Linked DNA regions of Homo sapiens: region 1 is linked to region 2. Evidence: chromatin contacts called from ENCODE Hi-C or POLR2A ChIA-PET data. All regions are on one chromosome and are shown on one strand. Each heading gives the region's core, a stretch centred on a gene start or an enhancer-like site at or near the end of the contact. The rest is flanking DNA. Distances are from core to core; before and after follow the strand shown.

What was found. A loop is a pair of places that touch in the nucleus more often than their neighbours do. ChIA-PET counts read pairs that join two places held with the same protein, here RNA polymerase II (POLR2A). Pooled maps may share reads with other maps.
Region 1: a loop to region 2 is called in a pooled map, with 2.3 times the contacts of the local background. The contact joins the enhancer-like site here to the promoter of KCNJ4 in region 2. A Hi-C loop is called at or near these places in 1 of 50 pooled maps. POLR2A ChIA-PET finds 5 or more read pairs at or near these places in 2 of 52 experiments (T-cell and activated T-cell).

The regions. Positions count from the first base shown.
Region 1 is chr22:38,368,469-38,375,872 of GRCh38, reverse strand. All of the region lies in intron 3 of TPTEP2-CSNK1E (TPTEP2-CSNK1E readthrough), which reads left to right. It also overlaps the pseudogene TPTEP2. Among named protein-coding and RNA genes, the nearest start is that of TPTEP2-CSNK1E, 27 kb to the left of the region's middle. Within about 2 kb of position 1,317, at least 6 of the 41 ENCODE cell types and tissues checked have a DNase peak (open chromatin) inside an H3K27ac peak, as active enhancers do.
Region 2 is chr22:38,449,309-38,456,887 of GRCh38, reverse strand. It overlaps KCNJ4 (potassium inwardly rectifying channel subfamily J member 4), which reads left to right and starts at 1,689. Exons shown (of 2, transcript NM_152868.3): 1 at 1,689-1,908. RefSeq lists enhancers at 3,793-4,411, 4,412-5,031.

The sequences.
Region 1 (7,404 bases), core at 68-2,567, 81 kb after region 2:
CTTTCATATTTAGAGAGGAGAAGTCAACGCATGGTTTGACATCTTCAAAGCACAGGCCAATTCTCTTGTTAGGGGCTAATGAAGCTGGTGACTTTTAAGTTGAAGCCAACAATCATTGACTATTCTGAAAATCCTGGGGCCCTTACGAATTATGCTAAATCAAGCAAGATGGGTGACTAGAGATGCCTGGTGCTCATCTCCCCTACAAGAAAGAATTGAGGCAAGAAATACACATCTAAGATTTGATTAGAATATCAAAGGGATAGTCCTGGAGTGCAGCAAAGGAGTGGAGACACACCTGTGGTGACTGGAAGTTGCCACAGCATGGAAGCACTCAGCCTGTGCAGCCCCTTCTGCCCCATCTGGATTGAATTGGCCCAGAGACAGGAGAGACTTCTCATTGCAGGGTGAAGGTAGGCAGAAGATCCCTGTCACCCCACTGCCATCACAAACACAAAGTCTTTACAACAGGAGAATCTCACAGTCTTTGCAAGCCCTCAGGCCAGTTTGGAGTATTGCCAAGAATTGACACAGCTGCATGTCCTGGACTAGGAGTACAAGGTGAAGACTTCCCACCCCCAGAGACTTAAGCTGCAGCAGCACAGCACCATCTTGAGACCAGAGTCATCTCTTGAGTGTGCCCTCCTCTGGGGGCAGTAGCCACTGTGCCTCTCCAGCACTGGAGCTTTATCTTCAGTACACCAAGCCCACATGGGTGGGTTAAAGCCACAATCCCAGCTGTGTGGAGGTTGGTCCCAGGACTGGCTGTAACTCAAGTAATGCATGCAGGGAAATCAACCCCCACCACCACACTTCCAGACAGAGGAATAATCTGCAGTCCCATCCAGGGTAAATTCACTCTTAAGACAGCCAAACCACTACATGCCCTCTCCCAAGTGGGAGAGGCCCCTAAGCCTCTGAGCAGCTGATACACCCCCAGGTCAACAGAGTGACTATGAGCCCATGCTCAGGACCTGAGAAACAGCCTTGCAGGCCCCATCCACCACAGACATGCTCCTGGCCTGCCCAGGAGCCCTCTGCCTTTAATAAGGGCCTGAGAAACAGTCCCACAGGCTGCCCCCAGCAGGCACACCACCGAGTGGGCCTTGCACCTGTCTCTCAGACCTGAGAGACAAGCAGCTGTGTATGCCCAAGTCTCAGGGCCAAGAAACAACCCTGGGAGCTTACTCTGGCCAGCAGACTGTCAGGCCAGCTAAGCAGCCACATACCTATGTCCCAGCTTGAGGAACAGCCCTTTAGGCCACCCCCGACAGAAACACTCCCAGGCCAACTAAGCAGCTGTGCGACCTTGCATGAGCCTGAGAAATAGTCCTGTATCCATTCCCAGCAGATGCACCTCCAGACCAGCCAATCAGCCATGAATGTCCATGTCCTGGACCTAAGAAAGAGCTCCATGGGCTACTCCCAGAAGACATGCCCTTAGGCCAGCCGAGCAGCCTCGTGTCCACATCCTGGCTCATAGAAGCAGTCCCCTGGGCTTCCCCTGGCAGGCACCACCCAGGCCAGCTGAGCAGCAGTGTGCCCACATCCTGAGCTAGAATAGCTCTATGGACTACCCCCAGCAGACACACATCCGGGACAGCTGAGAAGTCATTTGACTGTATCCCAGGCCTGAGAAACCCCCTTCTTGGCCAGCCCTGGCAAAGATATTTTCAGTCCAGCTTAGCAGCTATGCAGCTATATATTTGGCCCATGAGTTTCCCCCCAGCAGACTGGCCACAGGCCAGATGAGCAGCTGTGTACCCACATACCAGGTATGGGAAACAGCCCTTCAGGCCACTCCTGGAGTGCATTCTTCCAGGCCAGGCAAACAGCTGTGTGCCTGCATCCTGGGCCTGAGAAACTGTCCTGCAAAGCACATCTGGCAGTCATGCCCTGGTTGAGCAGCTGCATCCCCATGCTCCTGGCTAGAGTGACAGCACCATGGCCAGCCGCATAAAGCCATACTCCAAGTTTTCTGACCCACTGTGTGCCTGCACACACCCCTACCCTGCGAAACAGCCCAGTGAGCCCACCCCTGGCAAGGCTGCACCACCATCACTACAAACTTCCTTAACCTAGGCCACTGAGTAACTTGCAAATGTTACTAGTGTGGATCACAGCTGAATAAACTACATGGAGACTACACTTACTGCATCCATGTAGAACCAAGGCCAGTATACCCCAATGAACAGACATCCAAGACCCATTCATACAAATAAATTCATACAAGTAAACCTACTCCATAAAATTGGAAAAGGTGACTTTTTCACCAGATGCATAGAAATCAATTTAGAAACACAGCAACCGTGAAAATGCAAGAAAACATGTCACCTACAAAGGGAAATAGTAATTATCCAGTAATAGAACCCAATCATAAACATATGAAATGGCAGAAAAAAGAATAATCTTAAGGAAACTCAGTGAGATGTAAGGTAATACAGATAGACAAGTCAATGAAATCAGGAAAACATGATTTGAAAGAGAAATTTACTAAAGATACAGATATCATAAAAATAACCAAACAGAAGCCCTAAGAGCTAAACAGTTCAATGGATGAAATGAAAAAATACAATCAATGGCTTTACAGACAAGAATAAGCAGAAGAAATAATTTCTGAACTTGAAGACAAGTCTTTTGAAATAACAGGCAGGCAAAAAAGGATAAAAAAGAATGAAAAAAGCCTACAGGATTTATGGGACACCATTAATTTGATCAAATATTCATATTATGGGCATTCCAGAAGGAAAAGTGTAGAGAAAATATGAGGAAAACATATTTAATAAAATAGCATGAAACTTCCTAACTCTTGAGAGAAAGCTAGACATCTAGTTCCAGGAAGATCAAAGAACCCCAGATACATTCAACCCAGACATTATAGTCAAATTGTGAAAAATCAAAGACAAAGATATTTTAAAATAGCAAGAGAAAAGTAACACACTTATAATGGAATCCCCATTAGACTAACAGCTGATTTCCCAGCAGAAACCTTAGGCTAGAAGAGAATGGGATGATATATTCGAAGTTCTGAAAGAAAAAAAATCTTTCGGCCAAGAATATTATACCCAGCACAGCTATCCGTTACAAATGAAGACATAAAATCTGTCACAGATAAACAAAAACCAAGATAATTCATCACCACTAGACCAGCGTTACAAGAAATGCCCAAGGGAGTTTTACATCTGGAAGTAAAAAGATGATAACCACCATCATGAAAACATGCAAAACTTTAAAAGTCACTGTTAGAGTCAATACATAAAGGAGAAAGAGAAAGGAATGAAACCTTATCACTACAGAAAACTACCCAACTTCAAAAGTAAACAGGAAGAAAGGAATAAAACATATACAAAACAACCAGAAAACAATAAAACGTTGGAAGTAACTCCTCACCTACCAATAATAACTTTGAATGTTAATAGATTAAATACCCCATGAAGGATATAGACTTACTGAGTGGATTAAAAAATAAGATCCAACTATATTTTATCTAAAAGAAACTCACTTTACTGGTAAAGAAACACATAGACTGATAATGAAGGGATGGAAAAAGATATTCTGTGCAAATGGAAGCCAAAAGTGAGCAGGAATAGCTATACTTGTATCAGACAAAACAGAGTTCAAGTTAAAAACCATAAAAATTGACAAACAAGATTATTATGTAATAATAAAGGATTCAGTTCAGCAAGAAATATAATTGTAATATGTGTATAATTGTAAATATGTATGCACTCAAACACCAGATCACCTAGATATATAAAGCGAATATTACTGGATCTAAAGAGGGAGATAGACCCCATTACAATAAGAGTTGGGCACTTCGTATCCCACTCTCAGCATTGGACAAATCATCTAGACAGAAAATCAACAAAGAAACATCAGACTTAAACTCCACCATAGACCAAATGGACATAAATAACAAACATATACAGAACATCTCACCTAACAGCTGCAGAATACACATTCTTTTCTTCAGCACATGAAACATTATCCAAGATAGACCGTATGTTAGGCTACAAAACAAGTCTCAACAAATTCTATCAGGTATCTCATCTTACCACGATGAAATAAAACTAGACATTCATAACAAGAGGAACATTCAAAACTATACAGACATATGGAAATTAAACAACATGCCCTTGAGTTACAATGAGTGAAGAAAGAAATTAAGAATGAAATTTAAGAATTCCTTGAAACAAATGTAACTAGAAACACAATATACCAAAACGGGACAGAGCAGAAGCAGTTATTAAGAAGTATGTTTTTAGCTTCAACCATGTCCCTACAAAGGACATGAACTCATCATTTTTTCAGCAAACTATCGCAAGGACAAAACACCAAACATCACATGTTCTCACTCATAGGTGGGAATTGAACAATGAGAACACTTGGACACAGGAAGGGGGACATCACACACTGGGGCCTGTTGTTGAGTAGGGGGAGGGGGGAGGGATAGCATTAGGAGATAAAACTAATGTAAATGACGAGTTAATGGGCGCAGCACACCAACATGGCACATGTATACATATGTAACAAACCTGCACATTGTGCACATGTACCCTAGAACTTAAAGTATAAAAAAAAAAAGAAGTATGTTTTTAGCAATAAATGCCTGGATCAAAAAAACTAGAAAACTTTCAAATAAACCACTGAACAATTCTACCTCAAGAAACTAGAATATTAAGAACCAACCAACCCCCAAATTATTAAAAGGAAATAAATAATGAAGACCAAACAGAAATAAACAAATTTGAGGCAAAAATTACAAAAGGTTAACAACAAAAAGCAGGTTTAAAAAATATCAACAAACCATTAGCTAGACTAATTAAGAAAAAGGGAAGACCCAAATAAGTAAAATCAGAAACAAGGAAAAGAGACCTCATAACAGATATGACAGAAATAAAAATAATTATTAGAGACTATTATGAGCAACTCTACAATAAATTTGAAAACCTGGAGGAGGTGGACAAAATCCTTGACCCATACGACCTACCAAGACTAAACCAAGAAGAAATAGAAAAAAACCTGAACAGACCAAAAACAAGTAACGAGATTGAATCAGTAATAAAAAGGCTTTCAACAAAGTCCAGGACCTGATGGCTTCACCACTTAATCCTCACTTGTGAAAGGAAGAGTCATTTGCCACAGCAAACTTCATTGTTGTCCTATCTTAAGAAATTGCCTCAGCCACTCCGACCATTGGCAACCACCACTCTGATCAGTCAGCAGCCATGAACATGGAGGCAACGCCCTCCACCAGCAAAAAGACTATGACTTGCTAAAGGCTCAGGTGATCATTAGCATTTTTTAACCAATAAAGTAGTTTTTAATTAAGGTATGTACATAAGTTTTTTGAACATAATGCCATTGCAAACTTAACAGGCTACAGTGTAGGGTAAACGTAACTTTTATATGCACAGCAACCCAAAACATTAGTGTGAGTTGCTTAATGCAGTTTTTGCTTTATTGCAGTGGTCTGGAATGAAACCCACAATGTCTTTGAGATATGTCTATACACATTATTTATATATTATATATCTGTATACATATTCTTTTATATATCTTTATATACATATATATAGAAAGAGACAGAGAAAAGAAGATAAAAATATGCAAAATTCAGTGTTGGGAGTATCCATGAGGAAAGAGTTGCTGGTTAATGATTGTAATTTTCTTTCTTAAATATTAGGTCTTCCAGTGAGCTAAGTCATGTTTACTATATCCTTTAGATTCATGGGATTCTTGTTATTCAAATATATTTTTCATCACTATTTTGTGTAGCAAATATCTAAGGATACATTTTTGCATTTTTTTTTTTTGGTGGCTAAAGAATGTTAGAACGACTTTCCAAGTTTGAAGTTGGAGATGCTGAAAATGTTGCTTCATATGAGTAAGTCAGTTTGAAGTTTGAAAGGAGGGAGCTATTGATGGATCTCTTATCTTTAAACAGGGCTTCCGCTGAGGCAAGAAGGAAAAAGGGAAACTATGGAAAGATATCAAAATGTATGGGTGGGAGGGTACACCGTATTTACTCCAGTTGAATTCTTAGACAAGTATTATTTTGAAAAAAAATTCCATCCATTCAGAAATAAATGTTCTTCTAGCTTGAAAATGTAAAAAGTATTCTTAGAGGAAATTAATTCCATTAAAAGTTTTTTTAAAAAAAACAGGAATGCAGAATGCTACTTAACTCATCAATAGTGAACGTTTCTCATTTTTACTGGATATGGTGTGATTCCCAATTTTGTAGATTTTGCCTATGAGCAAATAGTATTGATAGCAAAAGCAAACATATTTTGCTGACTAAAGACCTCTTTATGCTCATTGGGATTTTATTCTTATTTGTTTCTAATCTCACTAGAGTACTTCCTGTTGCACTGACCTGAAGGCATTTTATCATGTACTTACTGTAATGAAACAATACATTCTTAAACTGGCTTGTGTCTGAACTGCAGACATATTCAGGAGATTTTTCTTCTGCTTCTTTCTTGCCCAGTTGTATAACCATTCACCAGCTTGTGTCAATGCTGGAGAGGAAGTACGGCCATAGAGGAAGTTAACTCACCATGGTTGTAAGCTGTTGGTGTCTAAACAAAGATTGGAAACAAAGAGGGCAAATACAAGTAGTTCTTCAAATTACCCTGAATTTGCCACTGAATTAAACTGTGTGTCTGCAGATTAGCTATACGTTTTCTGTAATGGAGCTGCCCAGGGCTGAAACAAAATTAGATTAAGCAAGGCAAGCATTTCCTTCTTTCCTGACTCCAAACAAAATAAAGCAGGTTTTCATTTTATTTTATTTTTAAATTACAAAGTCTCATTACGTAGATATAGGAGGAATTTGCAATAGTCCCTGTGAGAAATGCTGGTGTTTCATACCAGGGGGATGATACTGGATTTATAGTAAAAGCTGGAATCAGTGCTTGGCTTTGGCATATCATATATTCATTCACCTGATACTCAGCAAGTCACTAACCCTCTTTAACTTTCAGATTATTCAAATGTAAACTGGCTATAATGCAATCTATGTACTGGATATTGTATTGTAAAAAATTAGTAATAAAACGAAAATAACATGCAAAAATACTTCGAAAACTCTGTAGATCTGTAAATAGGTTTTATTCTAAAAACTGAAAATAACGTAAGAGGTCATTAAAGGAAAATCAGAAAATACAATCAACAAATCTACCCACATATAGTCATTCTTAAGCTTTGATGCATGCACTTCTAAGTTCTTCAAGCATATACTTTTTTTGTTTACAGATATGAGACCATACTTATTCTTTTGTAAATAACCTTATTAATGACATCATTTTTTTTGTTAATATATATTCATGTGCACTTACAACATTATTTGTAACAGTTGTGTGATATTTCATGGTGTAGATGTGCTATATATAATTTATT
Region 2 (7,579 bases), core at 440-2,939:
CTTGTGGTGGTTTGTGTGTTGCTGTTCTTATGCTGACATCCTCGAGGCTCAGGAGAGCCAGAGGGGATTTCAGATTTCATCAGTTCTCCACCTGGCTTTGGGGTGCCTCGGTCTCTCCCTCTCTGTAATGGGGCTAGTCGGTGATGGCCAGACTCCCAGGGAAGTTTTGCTGGCTGTCTAACTGCAGGTGTTCTCTCGTCCTACCACCCTGGAAGGAGGAGCACTTTCCCTCCTGTCTCCTCGGAGGGCTAGAGTGACGTGGCAGGATGGTCAGGATGTAGCTGGCTAGACAGGTGCTGTGGGTGCTGGGGGTTCCCTGACACCCCAGAGTGTGGGGCCCAGGCCTGACAGCTTGGGGTAATGGAGAGCGACAGAGAATAAGAGACTAGGGTTTGGCCTGGCTTTGTCATCTCTGGGTGACCTTGGCCGAGTTTCTGACCCTCTCTGGTACCCAGTCTCGCCATCTGTAAAATGGGGCAGTGGTGACTGAGTGATCGCGAGGGTCCCTCCAATAGGGCCCCCTCAGACTCCCAGAGTGAGGTGCTTCGGGTCCTTGACCGGCGGTACTTTGGGAGAGTACGAGGACCGCTAAGGAGAGGGGCGGACTCCGTGGGACCCCAGAGGGACCAGCTCCCACCCACCCCCCTTCCCGGCTCGGAGGAACCCTCTCCACCTGCCCCCTTTTGGGGGGGGGGCACAAAACCCGGGAGCGGATCCAGGAACGGGTTCTGGGAGGAGCGCTCCTGGGGCGAGGAGGAAAACCCGGGCAGGATCCAGGGCAGGAGCGGGGCCAGCAGCCCCCCGCCCCAGCCCCTGCTCCGCGCCGCGGGCCCCGCGGGAGGGGGCTTGAGGCCGGGTTAGGCCGAGGGGCGGGCAGGGCGGGGTCCCGCGGGCAGCCGGGGCTCCCGGGCTGGGGGGCGCGCGGCCTCCGCAGTGGGGCGCGGGTCACGTGTGAGGAGGGGCGAAAGTCTCGCAAAGCGGGGCGGCGTGCCGCGAGTTGGGAGTTCTCGGCGCGCCGCGGGCGGCGGGAGCTCGGGCTCCCGGGCGAGCCGGGGACGCGGCCAAGGCGGGGGCCGGGGTCCGAGACAGAGGGGGCCGCACGGAGAGTGGGAGGGGGAGAGACAGAGAAGGACAGGGGCCGCGAGGGAGACGGACAGAGACGCGCAGGGGAGAGAGGCAGCGCGGGCAGAGGGAGGCGGGGGGAGGCCGGCGGGCGACCGCGACGGAGACGGAGACCCCGCGGGCAGAGGGCGAGCGGGGCCGCAGGAGGCAGGGAGGCCGGGAGAGGGACCGGGACGCGAGCGCGGCGGAGACCCCGGCGGCAGGAGAGAGACGCGAGAGCGGTCGGGGAGGTGGCGACAGAGCCCGGCCGGCGGGGGCGGGGAGGGCGACCCCAGGCCGGGAGGCCGAGGGGTCGCGGGGCCGGGGCCGAGCGCAGCGGGGCCGGGAGTGGAGCGCAGGGCCGGGGGCAGAGCGCGCGAGCAGGAGCGGGTGACAGCGAGGGAGCTGGGCGCAGCGGGGGACGGCGGCGGGGAGGGCGCCTGCAGCGGGGGTGGGGGGCGCGGGCGGCGGGGCGCCCCGGGCCCCCGGACCCCCGCGCTGTGAGCCCGGCCGGGCCCGACGATGCTGACGCCGAGGCGGCGCCGAGGGCGCGGCGCGGGGCAGCGCTGAAAGTTGGGCGGCCCGCGGGGAGCGGCGCGGGACGGCCGGGACGCGCGGAGACCCCAAGACCCACGCGCAGACCGAGCGGCAGCCGGGGAGGGGAGCGCGGGCCGGCCGGCCGAGTTCGCGGGCAGGGGGCGCCGGGACTCCCCTTTCCGCGCCCGGGACGCCGCCCGCCGGATCGCGCCTTGGGATGTAGCGCCCGCTCGCCGCCTCCCGGACTCTCGTCGGACCCTCCGCCCAGCGGTAAGCCGCGCTCGCCCACCCCGGGCGCTGTCCGTCAGTTTGTCCCGCCGCGTGCGTGTCTGTGTGTCCCGGGCCCGCCGCTCCGGCCCCGCCCGCTCCGCACCTGATCCGGAGCCGGGTCCCGGCTGCCCGGCGCCGCGCGCGCGGTCCCGTGACTCCCCGGGAGCGGGCGGGCTCCACGGGCGGGCTCTGTCCGTCTGTCCGTCTGGGAGCGTCGCGGTCTGGGTTGTGGCCTGGAAAGGGGGAGAGAGGTGGGTGGAAGGGGTCTTGACCTCCTGCCCCAGCCATGACCTTTCCCTGCCTCCACCCACCCCAGTTGTCATGCCGGGGAGCTTCAAGGCAGGTGACTTGTGGCAAGGTGGGGGATGCCGCCTTTCCGCCTCCCCAGCTGCATCCTCGTTGCAAATGGCCCTGTGATCTGAAGAACGAAATCTCACTTCTCATGTTTTGAGCACCTACTTGGCGCCACACGACCCCAGGGCGCAGGGGCAGGGATTGGTAGAGGAGGCACTGCACGTTCACAGTGATAGACACAGGCTGGGGAGGGAGGCAGAGGCTGCTTTTTCCTCCGTGTGTAGGGAGCACCCCAAGGCAAGAGAGGTCTCAATGAGCCTCCCGCAGGGAGAACTTCCCCTGCAACCTGCCAAATGTCCCCCCACCAGTGTCAGCCTCCCTGCCCCCTACCCACATTTCTGCCCCCAGTGTCCCTGCTTCAGGATGGACAGGATGCAGGGAGTTGGGAGGTGGCAAGCTGGGTGGGGTGGAGCGGCGGGCTAGAGGCAGGGCAGCCTGGCCAGCTGACAGAGCAGGGCCTCAAGAGCAGTAGAATGTTCAGCAGCAGGTTTGGGGGAAGTGGGGAACTCAGGGAGGGAGGCCCAGAGAAGGGTTGGAGCCGTGTGTGTGTGTGTTCTCCCCCACATCCAGTCCCATGACCTCCATGGCTTCAGGCCTTTTGGGGGCAGTTAGCAGGACTTTAGGGGCCCAAGAGCCTCACTGTGGCCCTGGCTTGGCCTGTGCTGAGGGGAGCAAAAGGTGGACCAGGGCAGCTGGGGTAAGAGATGGGTGCAGCATGGTGGGAACAGAGACTGTTGGCCACTGAACTGACCCATATCCCAACTGGAGTTGGAAGGGCTGAGCCTAGAACATTCCACTCCATTCTCACTGGGAGGAGGGACTCTTTCTGGGGTGTTCCACACTGGGCAGTGGGTCTCATATGTCCTCCATTCAGCCTCCCAGAAATTAGCTCAGGTGGCTGGGAGAGCAGCCCCCTGGGCTGGTCACTCTCCTCCCAACCGTCATCTTCCACATCTGTGGCATGGGGACGTCACTCCCTGCCCCAGTGACCTCCAAGGCGGGCCCTGGGCTCAATGAGCAGTGGGCTGTTCACAGGCTGGGGAAAGCACTGGGGAGATGGGAGTAAAGACTCACTTTACCTTAAGAGAGATGAACAGCTAGTGGGTGGAGGTGGGCGTGGGGCAGTGGGAATATGGCGGAAATAGCTGACGAAGGAGGAGTGTCCAGGATTAGAGGGGGAATCTGGGGTACAATTCCTCATGGCCCTTTGGGTTATCCTTGAAAAGAAAGCTCTTCTCTCAGAAAATCCTCTGGAGTGGCTGTGACCAGGCAGAGCTGGTTGAGTTTCTGCTGGGTGACCTTGGGTGGGTGGCTTGACCTCTCTGAACCTCAGTTTCTTCAACTGGAGAATAGGTATGATGATACTGACTTCATCAGGGTGTTGAGCAGTTTCCAGACTGTGTCAGGTCTGTGAAAGCCGCGTGCGCCAGCCTGGAGCATAGTAGGTTCGTAGACATTTGCGAAAGAGAGAATGAAGTAGCTCTGGGAGATGCTGTGAGAAGATGTCTTAGCTTAGGATAAGAAGGAAGGGGAGGAGGAACAGTGTAGGCTTACAGGGCGGGCTGGTTCTTAATGTGGATCTGGGGGAGGCGGGGGCGAGTGCTAAGGGGGGTGTGAGGAGGAGGGGGCCCCTCTGCGGGGACCACTGAGTCACGAGGACATGTAAGCGACATGACAACCGGCAACATGGTAACCAGGAAACTAGCGGCGGTGGGAAACAGAGCTGGAGCAGTGTGGGGTGGGGGTGGCGGGTAGGCCTGGCAGTGCCGGGCTCAAGGGGTCCGGGGAGAAGCCAGGCTGGCCCCTCAGAGTGAGGAGGGGAGGCCCCAGGGCCAGGCTAGCTGGGGAAGAGATGGGGGCCCTGAGGGGAGGGAGGGGAGGCACCTCGGGGCTGTAGGGCAGGGGGCTCCTCCTGCACCACCCCAGGCTCCTCTCTGCTCCTCCACATCTCCACTTTTCATGCCTCTCCCCCTAGGATGCCAAATTTGGCTCACGCAATCTGTCGTCTCTCTTCTGAGATTGGCACCGGGACGAAAGCCGAGTGCATTACATCACCACCGCCGCCGCTCCCCCTGCACGAGGAGAGCAGTAGGGGAGGGCCAGAGGGCCGGGGGCAAGTGGCCAGCCCTCAACTTTCTTTCCTGTCTTCCTGCTCACTCTTCCCATCTCAGCCCTAGATGCTCGGGGGCTTCTGGGGGCAGCGGCTAGAGGCAGGACGTGGGCTCCAGTCTTGGGGAGATCCCAGGACCAGGGCAGAAAGTCAGGTCATGTTGCCAGCCCCCTGTCTGGGTGGAGCCTGGGGGCAGGGAGGCTTGGTTCAGGACCCTGGTCTGTCAGTGCCTTGCTCTGTGACCTTGGGCAGCCCCTTGCCTCATGTGGAGTCCACATCTGTATAGAGAACGGCTGGCCACTTAAGATCTTGGCGATTCTCCTGAAAGAAGGTGCCCTTAAGTTCTGCGGCTCTCCTGGGCCCAGAGGAGGGAGCCCTGGATTTCAAATCACCCTCTGTGACCTTGAGCAATTGGCTTCAATGCCTCATGCCTCCATCTCCCCACCTGTAAAATGGGGATGACAGAATCCTCAAAGGCAACAGCTATGAAAGCAGGAGACAGGAGTAGAGATAAGGCCTCTGACTCTGAAACCATAGACACTCAGGGGCCCGTGGATCCAGCATGCTGGGCAGGGGTTGGACAGGGTAGAGTGGGAGGGTGCCTGGATTCAGACAGAAGGTTTGGAGCTTAAATCACTGGTCTGATGCCTTCGTTTTACAAAAGTGGAAACTGAGGCCTGAGGGGGAAGTAGACCCATCAGGGTCACAGTGATGGTTTGTGGGCGGAGGAAGCAGAGCCAGGGCCATTGTTTTACAAAAGTGGAAACTGAGGCCTGAGGGGGAAGTGGACCCATGAGGGTCACAGTGATGGTTTGGGGGTGGAGGAAGCAGGGCCAGGGCCTGAATCCAGGGCTTCTGGCTCCCAGCTCTATCTGGAAGCAGACAGACAGATGTCCCTGTGTAACACTGTGGCAAGCCCAGACAGGACCCAGGAGCTTTGAGGGCCCAGCTCTGAATTCGGCCACCTCCTTTCTCCCTCCCTTCTCTCCAGATCCCCTCACCCCACTGTCCTTGGGCACTAATCCCCTCCCTCTATTGGTCTCTTTGAAGAACTCCTTTCAGTCTCATTTTAAAGCCAGTTTCAGGCAGTCCCAGGCAAGGACAGGTTGGATTTGGGGTTAACTGGAAGCTTATGCTCCATTCTAGAAAATTCCCAGAGCTGGAGGTGGAGCAAGATAGGGAGCAGCTGTGGTTGTTTTGTGAGATAGTGGGCTCCTCAATCCTAGAGGTATTCAAGCAGAGCCAGATGAGCACCTGCCAGGTGACTCTCGCCTTACGGGTGAGGCCGAATAACATCCCCACTTCCAAAATCCTAGGAGTCTTTGGTGTTTCCCAAAGAGGAGCTGGGAAGCAGTGCCCATCGCTTCCCCGCTTCCCAGCGAGGAAACACATTTGCTCGCCAGGCACTGGGCTAGGAGCTTTTGCAAATTCCCATTTAATTCTCCATGGCAATGTTGATTTGATGTCCCCGTGTTATAGATGGAAGGGCCATGGCTCAGAGAATCTATGTGATTTGTCCAGGGTCACACAGTAAGACAGCAGAGGAGCCTGGGTGTGAGTTCAGACTAGTCTGATTCTCGGGGGCTGTCTCTGGGGCTTCCCTGGGGAAAGAGTGGAAAACGTTCCTCCCTGGGGCTGGGGCTTGGCAGGAGATGGTCTAGACGCCCCCACAGCGTGACACCCCCTCAGGGATCCTCTGGCTCCTCTGGGGGCTCCATTCTGAAGACAGATACCACCATGCATCTTAGGGGAGAACTCATTTCATAGATGGGAAGACTGAGGCCCAGAGACAAGGAATGACCTGCCCGAAGGTGCCCAGAGAGTTAGATTAGGGCCAGGCTGCCTGTCTCCTGGCCCAGGGCTCTGTCCCCTGTGCCAGTGAGTGAGGAGGGGCCTTTGGGCTGACGGTGGTGGCATGAGGTGTGAGGTCGGGAATGCAGAGGGCTGAGAGAGGGCTGGCTCCAAGCTAGGGCTGCAGGAGGAAAGTTATCGGCGCAGGGAGAGGGGAGCAGAAGGGAAATGGCACATGTGCTACAGAGCCTGGTGAGGTCAGTGGGACCTGGCTGGCAGGAGAGGGTCTTGGAGACAACTTCCTTGGGTGGCTCTCTGTGTGACCTTAGGTCAGTCCCTCACCCTCTCCGAGTGATGTCCACCCATCCATGTGAACCTGGGCTGAAAGATCTATTTCCACCGAGTAGCTGTGGTTGGGCTGCTGTCGAAAAGCGCTCCTCCCAACGATGGGAGGACTGTGGGTCCTGGCAAGGGGCAGGCGGGAATCCTAGGGGTTGGCATAACCTTTAAGCCTCCTCTGCGGACTCAGCCCTCCTTGGGGTGTGGGGGATCGCCAGTCACAGCCCTTCTTCTCCTTTTCATCTTTATTTTTCTCCTGTTCCCTCTTCCCCTCGCTACGTGGGCTGATCGCTGCTCAAACTTTTAATTCAGATGGTAATTGAAATAATAATATGGGCTGAGGCCCCTCTGCTTGTGACGCTGCAGCTGGTGGAGCTCGGCTATGAATAGACCTTGAGTCACACACGCGCGCTCCTGCAGGCGCGCACACGGGCGCTCACGGGGTGGTGGGTGGGGTGCAGCATGGGGAGCAGGGGTGAGCTCACGCTCTGGCTTGCTCTGGTCTTGGCCCCCCACTCCCAAAGGTCTTGACCAATCCTGGCCCCGTGGCCCAACACGGGGTCCCTGTCGTGAACCTGGAAGACTTTGGACATAGATGATTCTCATTTACAGAAGGGGAAACTGAGGCTCAGCAAGGGGAAGTGGCTGGCTGGAAACAGGCTGGATTTGAATGGATGGGTTTTGCCTGATTCTAAGACCACTGTTCTCTGTTGGGACACACAGGGTGGGAAACCGGTGGGGAGGAGTGCTGGCGTGTGGCCCCTGCCCCTCCCTCTGCACCCGTTGCCCCACCTGCTCGCAGCCCCCTTTCAGCCTGCGCGTGCATGCTCAGGCACAGACACAGGCACACACGCATGCGCATGCGTGAGGGCTGCTCAGATGGCTGGTGCCGTTGCTTGGTGGCTGGGGTGAGAGCAGTGTTCTCAGGGTATTGCTGCAGGAGGGAAGCTGAGTGCCAGGCTCAGCGCTGGGCTTCATATTCATGATTTCACTTAATCCTCCACCACCCTGGGAGAACCATCACCCCCACTTCTCAGATGAGAATACTGAGGCTCAGAGAGAAGCAAGGATTGGTTC